Linked DNA regions of Homo sapiens: region 1 is linked to region 2. The links are chromatin contacts, found by Hi-C or POLR2A ChIA-PET in ENCODE. All regions are on one chromosome and are shown on one strand. Each heading gives the region's core, a stretch centred on a gene start or an enhancer-like site at or near the end of the contact. The rest is flanking DNA. Distances are from core to core; before and after follow the strand shown.

Region 1 (6,437 bases), core at 1,582-4,081, 110 kb after region 2:
AAAATTCACTTCCTCAAGAACACTAGCCATCTTTCAAATCTATGGAATGCTCCATAATCACAGCAAGTTCTCTTGGGCTGTACTTCTCTAGAGTGTACATTTTTCATGCCTCTATATCCCTTCCTACCTTCTGCTTCTAAAATGATAATGACTTCCTCCAAGACTGACTTCTATATCTTCCATAATTTGGTGAGACAGCTTATCTTTCCAATGATTTCCCATGATAGTTGACATGGAGGAGTCTTTGTTGGCCTAGCTGATGTTCCTGTGGTACAGGAAGCATGCTAACTGAGGCCAAGTTTATCATCTTACTGAAGTGGCAAGTCCATAAAGCCCCCAAGTTTTTATTTTCCAGGTTATATATTGAGCCAAGAATCTTAGGTGACTGTTATTAGAAGCATTTATAGACCCTGTTTTGTTGAATTGCTTCAGAGACTACTCCCATCCATAGTGGACTTATTAGTAATTTTGTTGCTGTCAAAACTTACAGAAAAACTTCTACAACAGCTTTAGCTTTTTTTTTTTTTTTTTTTTTTTTTGAGAGAGGGAGTCTCACTCTGTCACCAGGCTGGAGTGCAGTGGTGTGATCTCAGCTCACTGCAACCTCTGCCTCCCAGATTCAAGCGATTCTCATGCCTCAGCTTCCCGAGTAGCTGGGATTACAGATGTGTGCCACCATGCCCAGCTAATTTTTGTATTTTTAGTAGAGATGGGGTTTCACCATGTTGGCCAGGCTTGTCTCAAACTCCTGACCTCAGATTTTATATGTATATGTGTATGTGTATATATATATATGTGTGTGTGTGTGTGTGTGTGTGTATACACACATATATACATATACATATATACAGATTTTATATGTGTGTGTATATATTATATATATATATACACACACACACAAATTGATGTTTCTTGGCTATTTTATTGACATAGTCCACAAAAAGTTTGCCTCTTTCCATTAGTTAGTCTGTATTGTTTTGGAAGAAAAAAATGTTTTCCATAAATCTGATTCTTTTAATGTATCCTGATTGGCTTTGGTTGTTGTTAAATAGAGATGTATATTCTTCAGCTTTCCATTTGTTCGTTTTTTGTTTTTTTTTTTTCTTTTTTCTTTGAGACGGAGTCTTGCTCTGTCACCCAGGCTGGAGTGCAGTGGCAAGATCTCGGCTCACTGCAAGCTCCGCCTCCCGGGTTCACGCCATTCTCCTGCCTCAGCCTCCCGAGTAGCTGGGGCTACAGGCGCCCACCATCACGCCCGGCTAATTTTGTTTTTGTATTTTTAGTAGAGACGGGGTTTCACCATGTTAGCCAGGATGGTCTCGATCCCTGACCTCGTGATCCGCCCACCTTGGCCTCCCAAAGTGTTGGGATTACAGGCATGAGCCACCGTGCCTTGCATGTTCGTTCTTAAATAATGTGGTACACTGAGGCCTACTGGGCGTGTACCAATGCCGTATTTGCCTTGAGCACTCCCATGTTACATGTGTAAACTTCTTTGGTCTATCTTTTTTGTAGTGATATTCCACAATAAGCTCCTTTAGAGAAGTTTGTTAACTATGTTGTTTGCCAACGATATTCTATTGCTTCAATATAGACAGTACACTGAATATCTTTGCTGTGTGTAAAATTATCCTGAAAAGTTTTCCTTTTCCAAATGAGCTAAGAAGTGTGCAATACTTACTAGTGGTCAGGTTTAGACCCTCCAGAACCACTTAGAAACAGGCCACCACTTTCCTTCTCTCACAGTTGTATAAATAATCTGATTGAGAAATAGAGCAGATCTCTGTTCAGAATGTTCTTGGTCACTGGACACCTCATAACTGAGGCTTTATATTAACCACGATCGTTCTAGTTTCAAGGATTGAGGCCATTTCCCAAGTTCAGAAAAATCATGATCAGTATTTGTCAAGTATTAGTCATTGTGAAGTGTAGTGATGGGGAGTAGGGACAATAAATATATTCATCTCCAATTTTGTATAACTGAAAAGTGTAAAAATAAAGAAGAAAGAGATGCCTCTTGAGTGAATTTAATACAGCTGTTTTTGCTGTTAATAATAAAACATCTTACTGAAACCAAAATTTGTTCAAAGTTTCATTAAGTGCCCTTTTGGAGCTGTGTCTTAATCGACTGCCAGAAGTTGAATAAACCAATGAGGAAACACTGTACCCTACTTAAAAGTAGCAGTAAATTTTTCTTCCATATCCACTTTTGATACATCATGAAGGTCAGCAAGATGTTACTGCTGTGCAAAACAGCTACATTCGTGTAATATTATTTTCCATATGTCTGTTTTCTTAGTTACTAGATTATTGTTCCCATGCGTTCTTCCCGACAATTTTGCTTTTACAAGTCCCGACAATTTTGCTTTTACAAGTCGTGGTGAGCAGGGCATACATGTCCACTAGTCTGCTAGTTTTAGAAATGGTTTTCCTGACTTTGATTTGTTTTGATCGCATCAGGCATATTGCTGAACAGTAAGAAAAGGGTTGAAGAAAAGAGTTCTAATGAATAAAAGATGGGATTTCTTCTATATGCATTTTTGTTATCCTTGATTCCACAGAAATTCTATTTTGATTCCTTCATTCAATAACAATAATAATGTTTTTATGACTATCACAGCTTGAAACACACACACACACACACACACACACGCACACACACACACACACACACACACTCAAGCTGCCAGTCTGTCTTAAGGCAGTGGCAGATGCCTGATTGGCGGGCTCTGTTTATTCTGTGACCAGATTCCTTCTAAAAGAAGGAAGGCCATGTCTGCCTGAAGCCTATTGGCTGGGCCTACTCTGGACCCGCCCCTCTTTTTTTTTTCATGACACACACCACAGCGAAGTCTGTGCGGAATCCTAAACCAGCCCAATTTACATCCATTCATGAATCTGTGACGTCAGCAAGCCTTTGGGCTCCTTTGCGGTGGGCTGGAGGATTGTGTGGGTGGAATCCCCCTCCCCTTTATTTTTCCAATTCTGCAAGGCTTTTAAAATTCACCTTACATCTTTTCAAAGCAAGAAAATGGAACAGCATGTGTAGGAATTCTTCGTTGTTGTGAGTATTGCACTCTGTTTTTCCTGTTTCTTCAGTATTTATTTCACAAGGACAGACAGAGAATGTGTGATTTGAGGTGATTAGAAAGCTGATATTATTGAGGGCGACACCGTGAGAGAGACAGAGAGACAGAGGCGGAGAGAAACCCGAAACCCCGTTACAGCTAGGAGCCTCTGAAACTGACAGCTGGTTTTCCTTTGCTTGTCTGCCTGCTAGACGTGGACATTTTTCATTTACGGTTCTGCACGTTACCTCGGATGCCTGCTTGGCTTTCCTTAAAGGGAGATTCATTTCTCTGAGAGATGATGTGGATGGTATTAGCAGAAAAGCCCAGAACACCAGAAAGGTGCTGAGAAAAGCGGGGCCCGCAAGACAGAGCAGGTTCTATCCTGTGGGGCACTTGTCTTCCTTGCGACCGTCCTTTCTGCCGTTCCTCACCCTTCACCTTGCCTTTGTTTCATATTGTGTAACAGTCAGTATCTTGCGATTGCAATTTGGTGAAGATGAATACTTGTTCAACCATTTTTCAAAAGCTCTTATGACGGGAGCCATAGTGGTGTATTTATATATATTCATAGCTCTTCTTTATGTCACTCTCTACACTTTATAGTGTCAAAAACTTAAAAAGCTGCATTCGAGGGAAAGGGGGAATTATCCTTAAACTTGGGTTTTTCAATATCCTCTAATGAAAACTAAGAAGTGGTTACAATGTTCCACAATTATATTGCATAGAAATGCACATGAGTGTTTTCCTAAGATGAACTTATTAGCTGAAAATAGTTTATTCCACTGTGTTGGGGAAACATGGAAAAGTTCTGATATGTTCCATGTATAAAGTTGGTTTGGTAGTTTGCTACTGTAGTTTTAACAAAAAGTTACTATTTGTGATTGAATTTGTTTTCCAAGGGTCTGTTTATTCTGGTGAAAGTTGTGAGAGTAAAGAAGAGGGATGTGACATTGTGACATGTTCTGCCCCTGGGGCAGCTCCTCAACCCGAATAATCTGACAGCATTTCCCAACTGCTTCACTTTGAGCGATTTATATGCCAGTCTGCAGCATGTACCCAGTTGTTCTTTCTCCTGAGAAAGCAAAATGCCTGATATTTCTTATAATCCAGGCTGCCATGTTTACCTTGTAAAATCAATACTTAATTTTTAGATTTTTATATTATCTTTTCTCGTGAAGCAAGACTTCTAAATTATGGCTATAATATCTTTTGAATTGTTGTTCTTAATGAATCTTCCAACTGTAAACTCATCTAATTTCAAACTTATCATACCTGAGGATGTAACATTGTCTTTTGTTTCTCATCTTGATATTACCGTCAATCATTTTGTATTTCTGAGTACATTTGAACTTGCTGGAGTAATAGAGGGAAAACCTCTGCCTGATTCTAAATCAGATCTTTGTCCTATACTCGGACAATTATGGTTTCATATTTTATTATTTTTTATTTTCTGGGTTTAACAAATGAGATAACATTTTAGACATAATATTTGTAAACATCTTGACTTATTTCAGCATTTTCCTTTTTTGTATATCTTCAGAGAGTTTGTTGAAAGTAGCAATTTCCAAGTAATTTTAAATTATTGAAGTCTACTAGCACGAAAGGTCAAATTCTTAGGATATTTAAAAAATGTTGTTTAATAATCAAACTCATCTTAAAAAATGTTCATCAGACTCTGTCTTTGATGCACATTTTGCCAAAAGAGAGCCTTATTTCTGTGAAAGAAATACAGTATGTACTTTGGATTTACTAAAGTAAAACTGTTACTTTAAGGCACAGAGCAGATATAGAATCCCCCTCTCTCCCCACTCCTAGTGACTGTATTCTACATTATATTTATCTTCATGTATAGTGTACTTGTAGGGAAAAAAACAATAACTCTTAATTGTTTAATATCAAACAATAAAATCCTGTGTATCAGTGACTGTCAATAGATGGCTTTCTGTTTAAAAACTGAAGCTACTCCAGAAGTAGGAATTAATTTATTTAGTAAACAAAGTCAGTCAAACCAGAGCCATGTCCTGGGGAACTGTCAAAAGAATGGTTCCTAAGGGCCAGAGGCCACATCCACTGGTAGATGACAGAACAACCATACTTCAGATGGCAAAACCGGTCAGTTTGGTTTGCGTTGTGTGCCTATCCTCTTTCTGTGTGCTTCAGCTGAATTAAGTGCTTGGAGAGCTCAAATAGTTCAAGATAGCCAAGATGACCAATTCTGCCAGGTGGCAGCCTGATCTTGCAATTTTGATTAAAATAAAGAACATTCCCCAAGAACAGTTTGTTGCAAAAAAATAAAAATAAAAAAATCACACCCTTGCTCTGTGTTACTATTCTGTAAGAATATGGGGGAGAAAAAAATTTAGAAAATGCAGTCTTTACTCTGAAGGAATCTAGAAAGGAAAATGCCGGAAATAAACTTCAGTATTAGAATTACCTGTGGAACCTTTTTCCCTTCCCTCCCTACCTCTTTCTCCCCATCCCCTCCCCTCCCCTCCCCTCCCCTCCCCTCCCCTCCCCTCCCCTCCCCTCCCCTCTCTTCCCCTCCCCTTTCCCTTCCCTCCCTCCCTCCCTCCCTCCCTTCCTTCCTTCCTTTCTTTTCTCTTTTCTTTTTTCCTATTTAATGGTTTTTAGTATGTTCACAGAGTTGTACAATCATCACAATCCATTTTAGAACATTTTCATCATCACAAAAAGAAACCACATACCCATTAGCAGTCACTCCTCATTTCTCTTCACCCCCCAGCCCTAGACAACCGCCAATCTGCTTTCTCTATATATAGATTTGCTCAGTCTGGATATTTCATGTAAATGAAATCATACAGTACATGCTCTTTTGTAACTAGCTTATTTCACTTAGCATAATGTTTTCAAAGTTTGTCCATGTTGTAGCCTATATCAGTACTTCTTATCTTTTTATTCCCAAGAAATATTCCAGTGCACCATATTTTACTTATCCATTCATCAGTTGATAGATATTTGGGCTTCCGCTTTTTGACTATTAGGAATAATGCTTCTATGAACATTTGTGTACACATTTTTGTGTGAATTTGTTTTAATTTCTCTTGGGTATATACCTGGGACTTGAATTGCTGGGTCATTATGATTACTATATGTTTAACATTTTCAGGAGATGCCAAATTGTTTTCCAAAGTGGTTGCACCATTTTACATTCCCATCAGCAATGTATGAGGGTCCAGTTTCAGCACATCCTCTTCAACACTTGTTATTATCTATCTTTTCTATTAGAACCATCTTAACAAGTTTGAAATGGAATCTCATTGTGGTTTTGGTTTATATTTCCCTAAAAGTGAATGATGTCAAGGATCTTTTTATGTGCTTATTGGCCATCTGTATATCTTCTTTGGA
Region 2 (6,000 bases), core at 1,533-4,032:
GCTTGTGACCAGGATTTTTTCAAAGAAAAAGAAGAGATGAGAAAATAGACTATATCAAACAATATACCAAGTAAGGATAGGTTTTGTTTTAGGAAACTGCTTTCGGTTACGTGTTTGTATGTAAGTGTGTCTTGAATTGCTACGTAAAAACGTGAGCTTTCTTACTCTGTGGATTACAGTAAAGCAATCGTGTGAAAGCCATTGTTCTGGGAGACAGGCCTATTAATCAGGCATGTCCTATACTTATAAAGAGGGCTGGTGTTTATCTGAATGGAAGCAAACATGGCTGGCTAAACTAGCAATGAAGGATTTAAACTATTTGTTTTGGGGAAAAAATTTATATGTGTGTGTGTGTGTGTGTGTGTGTGTGTGTATTACACTCAAGTAAGAATCTCTCAATCAGCTAGGAGGAGACGACTTCCCATATAAAATTAGAAATAGGAAGGGGAAAAGGAAGAAAGGGAGGAAAGAAAAAGTGTAAGAAAAAAATTGAGGAATCTGTTAAACTTGAGGAACTCCTAGGATGTCCATTTCTACCTAAAAAAGTTCAGAAGACAGACAAAAAAGGGCAGAGAAGTACTTATTCCCAAGTGGAGAATATCTTCTTGATGAAACTGAAGTGGGTCCTGAGTAGCAGGGCCTGTTTTTGGGGCTTGAACAGGTCTTCTGACTAATAGGAATAACTAACATCTATTAAATGCCACTTCATAATTTCCAGCTGATTTAAACTTCACAACTTTATGAGGTAGGCCCTAACATTTCTCCTGCAAAGAGGATGGGGGTGGCACAGGTGGTTGCATGGGTGGGCAAGGAGAGCAGGTTAAATTCCAGAAATATTAAAAGCAATTGTCAGAGGCTGGGCACGTGGCTCATGCCTGTAATCCCAGCACTTTGGGAGGCCGAGGCAGGTGGATCACGAGGTCAGGAGATTGAGACCATCCTGGCCAACATGGTGAAACCCCGTCTCTACTAAAATACAAAAAATTAGCTGGGCGTGGTGGCACGCACCTGTAGTCCCAGCTACTCGGGAGGCTGAGGCAGGGGAATCACTTGAACCCGGGAGGCAGAGGTTGCAGTGAGCTGAGATCACGCCACTGCACTCCAGCCTGGCGACAGAGCAAGACTCCGTCTCAAAACAAGCAAATGAGCTTAAAAAAAAAAGAAAAAAAAAAAACAGTTGTCAGAAAATATTCCTAGTCATGGGTATTAGAGTATGGAACTTTTCCCCCTAAGGTCCTAATATCTAGCAATTCTAATCAGTATATAGACCAGTCCAAAATTGACATGTAATCATATTACTTACATTTTTCTTTGTCAAAACCAATATAACAGATATTTTGCTTTTTATTCTGGGAATGGCAAGTTAGTAGACATGTCATCCTTATGTGATTTTAGTCCTGCATTTTTTGACATTATTAAATGCAATAATTCATAATGAATTAATATTAATACTAATGATAAATCAAATCCAATGACAGTAGGATTTTTAAATTCTATTAAAATTAGCAGGTCTTCTCATTTCAGTCTCTTTGCTTCAGCAGCATGTTATAAGAATTTTGACCAAAGACCTTTCTCTCTATGCTTTATATATTCTTGATAAATTATAATTTCCACTAATCTTATTCCCTGTGGATAGGTAATTCTTTTTCAAGGCTGACATATAATTATTTTTTTAAGAGATGTAGAAGGACCAAACCAAATAATCATTACTTTTCAAAAAGGCAACATTGATCTCACTTTTTAATGTTTAAAGTGCACCACACAAGGCAAATACTCCCCAGTGAGAAAAAGAAGATAAGGTGCAATTTTTCAGAAAATGCTATTGCATAGGCTTAGTCTGATGTGAGTCTTCCTTGGAAGCACCAAAGTCCTGAGGTTTAAACAAATCAGGAGAAATAATTTTGCGTTTCCGGGCCAGGGCAAAATTCTGCTTTAATCACTGAGCTGGCATTAGTGGGACTTTTAACATTAAAAAAAAAAAAAAAAAAAGTCCCACTAATGCCAGTGATTGCCCTATTCCTAAAGCCTTTAGCCAAACATTGTAAGGACAGCCTGGACTCAAAGAAGGGGAGTGAGGCTGGATCAAAGTCCAACATCAAACTAAGTTAAGACCTTTGGATTAGAAAGTCGGCCTGCACACTGGGACCTGTTGTGGGGTGGGGGGAGGGGGGAGGGATAGCATTAGGAGATATACCTAATATTAAATGACGAGTTAATGGGTGCAGCACACCAACATGGCACATGTATACATATGTAACTAACCTGCACGTTGTGCACATGTACCCTAAAACTTAAAGTATAATTAAAAAAAAAAAAGAAAAATAAAAAGTCGGCCTGCAAAGCCAAAGTTGCAAGTAAGCAGGAGGGCTCCGCATGAAGGACAGGTCGAGGCCAACTCCCTAAGTGTTGATCTGTCTCAGCCTCAGCCTCAGTTTCCTTATCAGTAAAACGGGGACGAGAGTTCCCTGCGAAGATTAACCAAGCTAATCTAGGTTAAAAAAAAAAAAAAAGAAAAGAAAAAGAAAGAAAGAAAAGAAAAAAAAAGTTCCTGGCATGTACCAGTTGCTCAACTCTTGAGTGTCCTTCTCGGTTTAAACCGACGGGGGAGAGTCAAAGCCTCCGGAGCCAGAGGGCGGCTAAGGCCCGCACGGTCCCCGGGCTGGAGGCGACCGAGCCCGTTACCTGATCGCGTTGACCGGCGGGTTTCGGAGGCGGATTAGCGCCAAGGCGTTGTGCAGCCGCGTATACTCGGCCATGTTTCCTCTATCACCGAGGGCACCTCTGCCTCTCGCCGTCAGGCAAACCACTTTTCCGGGCGCGCCCGGCCTCCTCCAGAGGAGGGACGCCGGCTGGGCCAATGCGAGCCGGGGCGCCGCCTCCCGCCGCGCCTCTTCCCACCCAGCCCTCCTCTCCCGAGACCCCACCCGGCGCTCTACAGACGCTTGTCGCTTTCCCTTTATTAACTCCCATGCTGCTCCCACCAGAAGGTACAGCAAGGAGAATGATGGAAAACAGCTGTAATTGCCGGCAAGTCGAAGTTTGTAACCCCTTGGCCCATAGGGGCTGGCTACTGAGGACAAGTTCTGAGTTCGCTGAGACGGGCAAGCTGTCCTCATCGCGGTATTCATCTTCATGATCTTTCTGAACAGGGACAGATACCTGGGGCCCTCCCTGACAGTTATGTGATATTGATACACATCTGGAACACATAAAATACACATTGTTCATTTCACCTAAATGAGTAGGGTACTAATGAAACAGCCTTTGCAAAAATTCTAACAGTGAGAAAATTATGGCAGTCAAAGAGATCTGATTTAACCAACCCCATCTTGCCTTTAGCTGCCCTTAATTATTCCTGAGCTTAGGCCAAGTTAACTTTGGGAGACATTTGGTTTATAGTTTAAATGATAATAGCCCTTCCCCAAAACTCAACTGCCTTTGTAAAGCTAACCGAGAGACCACCAGGCTAGGAGGACAGAGGAGTGTGAATTCTCTCTGCTAAGGTGTAAACATAGACCATTGCCAGCCATTATTCCGGAAGCCACCAGATAGACAACTTCCCCATTTACTCCTGCAGGTAACATTACTATTGTAGAACCTAAGTTTGGCCTTTTGAGATATTTTTTCACGTTTGCCTGACACTGATGGCTCCACCTGGACCAGTCAACAGCTCCTGTGGCCCCACCCACAAGCAACTCAGTACAAGAGGATAGCTTCAACCCCTATGATTTCATCTCCAACCCAACCAGTCAGCATTTTCCATACCCTAGCCCCTGCCCACCAAACCACCTTTGAAAAACCCCTAACCTACTAGCCTTCGATGAGATTGATTTGAGTAATAACTCCATGTCCCATGTGGCGTGGCCAGCCTCACATCAATTAAACTCTTTCCTTACTGCAATGCTGTGGTCTTCCTGAATTGATTTTGTTTGTGCAGCAGGCAGGAAGAACCCATCCAGTGATTACTCTAACATCAACCAAATACTTATATAACATTGTTACTAGAGGAGGGTCTGGACTGCAAGTTGTCCAGGTTCTTGGCGTTTTGAACAAAGAATTGGACGAAACACACAAAGCAAGGGAAAAACAAAGCAACAGAAGCGAATATTTATTGAAAACGAAAAGACACTCCACACGGTGGGAGTGGGCCCAAGAAAGAGGCCCAAGGGACCTTGTTACAGAATTTTCTGGGGTTTCAATACCCTCTAGAGGTTTCCCATTGGTTACTGGGTGTACGCCCTATGTAAATGAAGAGGACGAAGTGAAGTTACGAAGTCATTTACTCAGTGTACACCCTATGTAAATGAAGAGAATATTTCCTGTCATAGCTGAAGTGTTTCCATTTGATTTAGTTCTAGAAAGTCTTTAGGTTCCCTGCCTTCAGGCCCTATACTCCTGCCTCAACATCTTTTTTTTTTTTTAATTTTTATTTTTTGAGACGGAGTCTGGCTCTGTCGACCAGGCTGGAATGCAGTGGCGCGATCTCAGCTCACTGCAAGTCCGCCTCCCGGGTTCACACCATTCTCCTGCCTCAGCCTCCCGAGTAGCTGGGACTACAAGCGCCCGCCACCACGCCTGGCTAATTCTTTGTATTTTTGGTAGAGATGGCGTTTCACCGTGTTAGCCAGGATGGTCTTGATCTCCTGACCCTGTGATCCACCCGCCTCGGCCTCCCAAAGTGCTGGGATTACAGGCGTGAGCCACCGCACCCAGCCCACAACATCATTTTTATTTGTCTTACAATCACATGCAACTAGCGAAACTGTTATGGGTGGACGGTGTCCAGGTTCTTGGCGTTTTGACCAAAGAATTGAAAATGCAAAACAAAGCAAGGAAAGAATGAAGTAGCAAAAGCAGAGATTTATTGAAAATGAAAGCACACTCCACAGGGTGGGAGCAGGCCTGAGCAAGTGGCTCAAGGGACCAGTTACAGAATTTTCTGGGATTTCAATACCCTCTAGAGGTTTGCATTGGTTACCTGGTGTATGCCCTATGTAAATGAAGGATGATGGTTGGGTGCAGTGGCTCACACCTGTAATCCCCGCACTTTGGGAGGCCATTGTGGGCAGATCACAAGGTCAGGAGTTTGAGACCAGCCTGATCAACATGGTGAAACCCTGTCTCTAATAAAAATACAAAAATTAGCCCGGCGTGGTGGCACATGCCTGTAATCCCAGCTACTCAGGAGGCTGAGGCAGGAGAATCACTTGAACCTGGGAGGTGGAGGTTGCAGTGAGCTGAGCTTGCACCACTGCACTCCAGCCTGGCAACAGGCGAGTCTCCATCTCAAAAAAAAAAAAATAAATAAATAAAATGACAATTTAAATGTTTAAATGGCCCATCAGGTAGCCAAATGTACCTGAAGCTTTGATTGTAAACCAAACATTGGTTATAAACTATTTTAGCAATTTATAAGTCAGCAAACCAGTATATATTTAATCTGGATCATTTTATCTTTTCCATGATGAGTCACGGAATGCAGAAACTTTAATAACAAAAGCTTTAAGGACTCAGGAAGAACAAGGTGGCCATCTTGGTTTTCCATGAGTCCATGCTTAACACTGGACTTATGTCCTCTTGAATACCAGTTGTTTCTCCAATTTAGGTGCATAGCACTGATAACTAATGGGTTTTCATAGCTGATTTGACTTAGACCATGGAGTTCAAATGACTTTAAATAGTGATAGTTAAAAACACTATTGACAAGGAGATTTGGTTATTTCTGTGGTCTACAATAACACAATAATTATGATTGATAGCATATACTCAGACATATTAGAATTTTAGAAATTCCATACAATTCTGGAACATATATTAATATCATTCACTAATATATAACCTGAAGATGATTAAACATTATTTTTTATTTTCACAATGCTTCCCATGTAACTAAACATATCAAATAATCCTGTTTACCTCTCTTTTGGATGGTTCACGGGCCTGCTGTAGCATCTCAAAGTTTGAGGTCAGAAAAGACAATTTTGAAGCTGCAATTTGATT

What was found. Hi-C counts contacts between places; a loop is a spot of excess contacts on that map. ChIA-PET counts read pairs that join two places held with the same protein, here RNA polymerase II (POLR2A). Pooled maps may share reads with other maps.
Region 1: a loop to region 2 is called in a pooled map, with 3 times the contacts of the local background. The contact joins the promoter of MAP3K13 here to the promoter of EHHADH in region 2. A Hi-C loop is called at or near these places in 4 of 50 pooled maps. POLR2A ChIA-PET finds 5 or more read pairs at or near these places in 2 of 52 experiments (HCT116 and MCF 10A).

What each region holds. Positions count from the first base shown.
Region 1 is chr3:185,360,305-185,366,741 of GRCh38, forward strand. MAP3K13 (mitogen-activated protein kinase kinase kinase 13) reads left to right here and starts at 2,832. Exons shown (of 14, transcript NM_004721.5): 1 at 2,832-3,064. RefSeq lists a silencer at 2,664-2,813 and enhancers at 3,284-3,373, 3,464-3,523.
Region 2 is chr3:185,251,267-185,257,266 of GRCh38, forward strand. It overlaps EHHADH (enoyl-CoA hydratase and 3-hydroxyacyl CoA dehydrogenase), which reads right to left and starts at 2,783. Exons shown (of 7, transcript NM_001966.4): 1 at 2,683-2,783. The coding sequence starts at 2,756. It overlaps MIR5588 (microRNA 5588), which reads right to left and starts at 2,006; the gene lies at 1,944-2,006.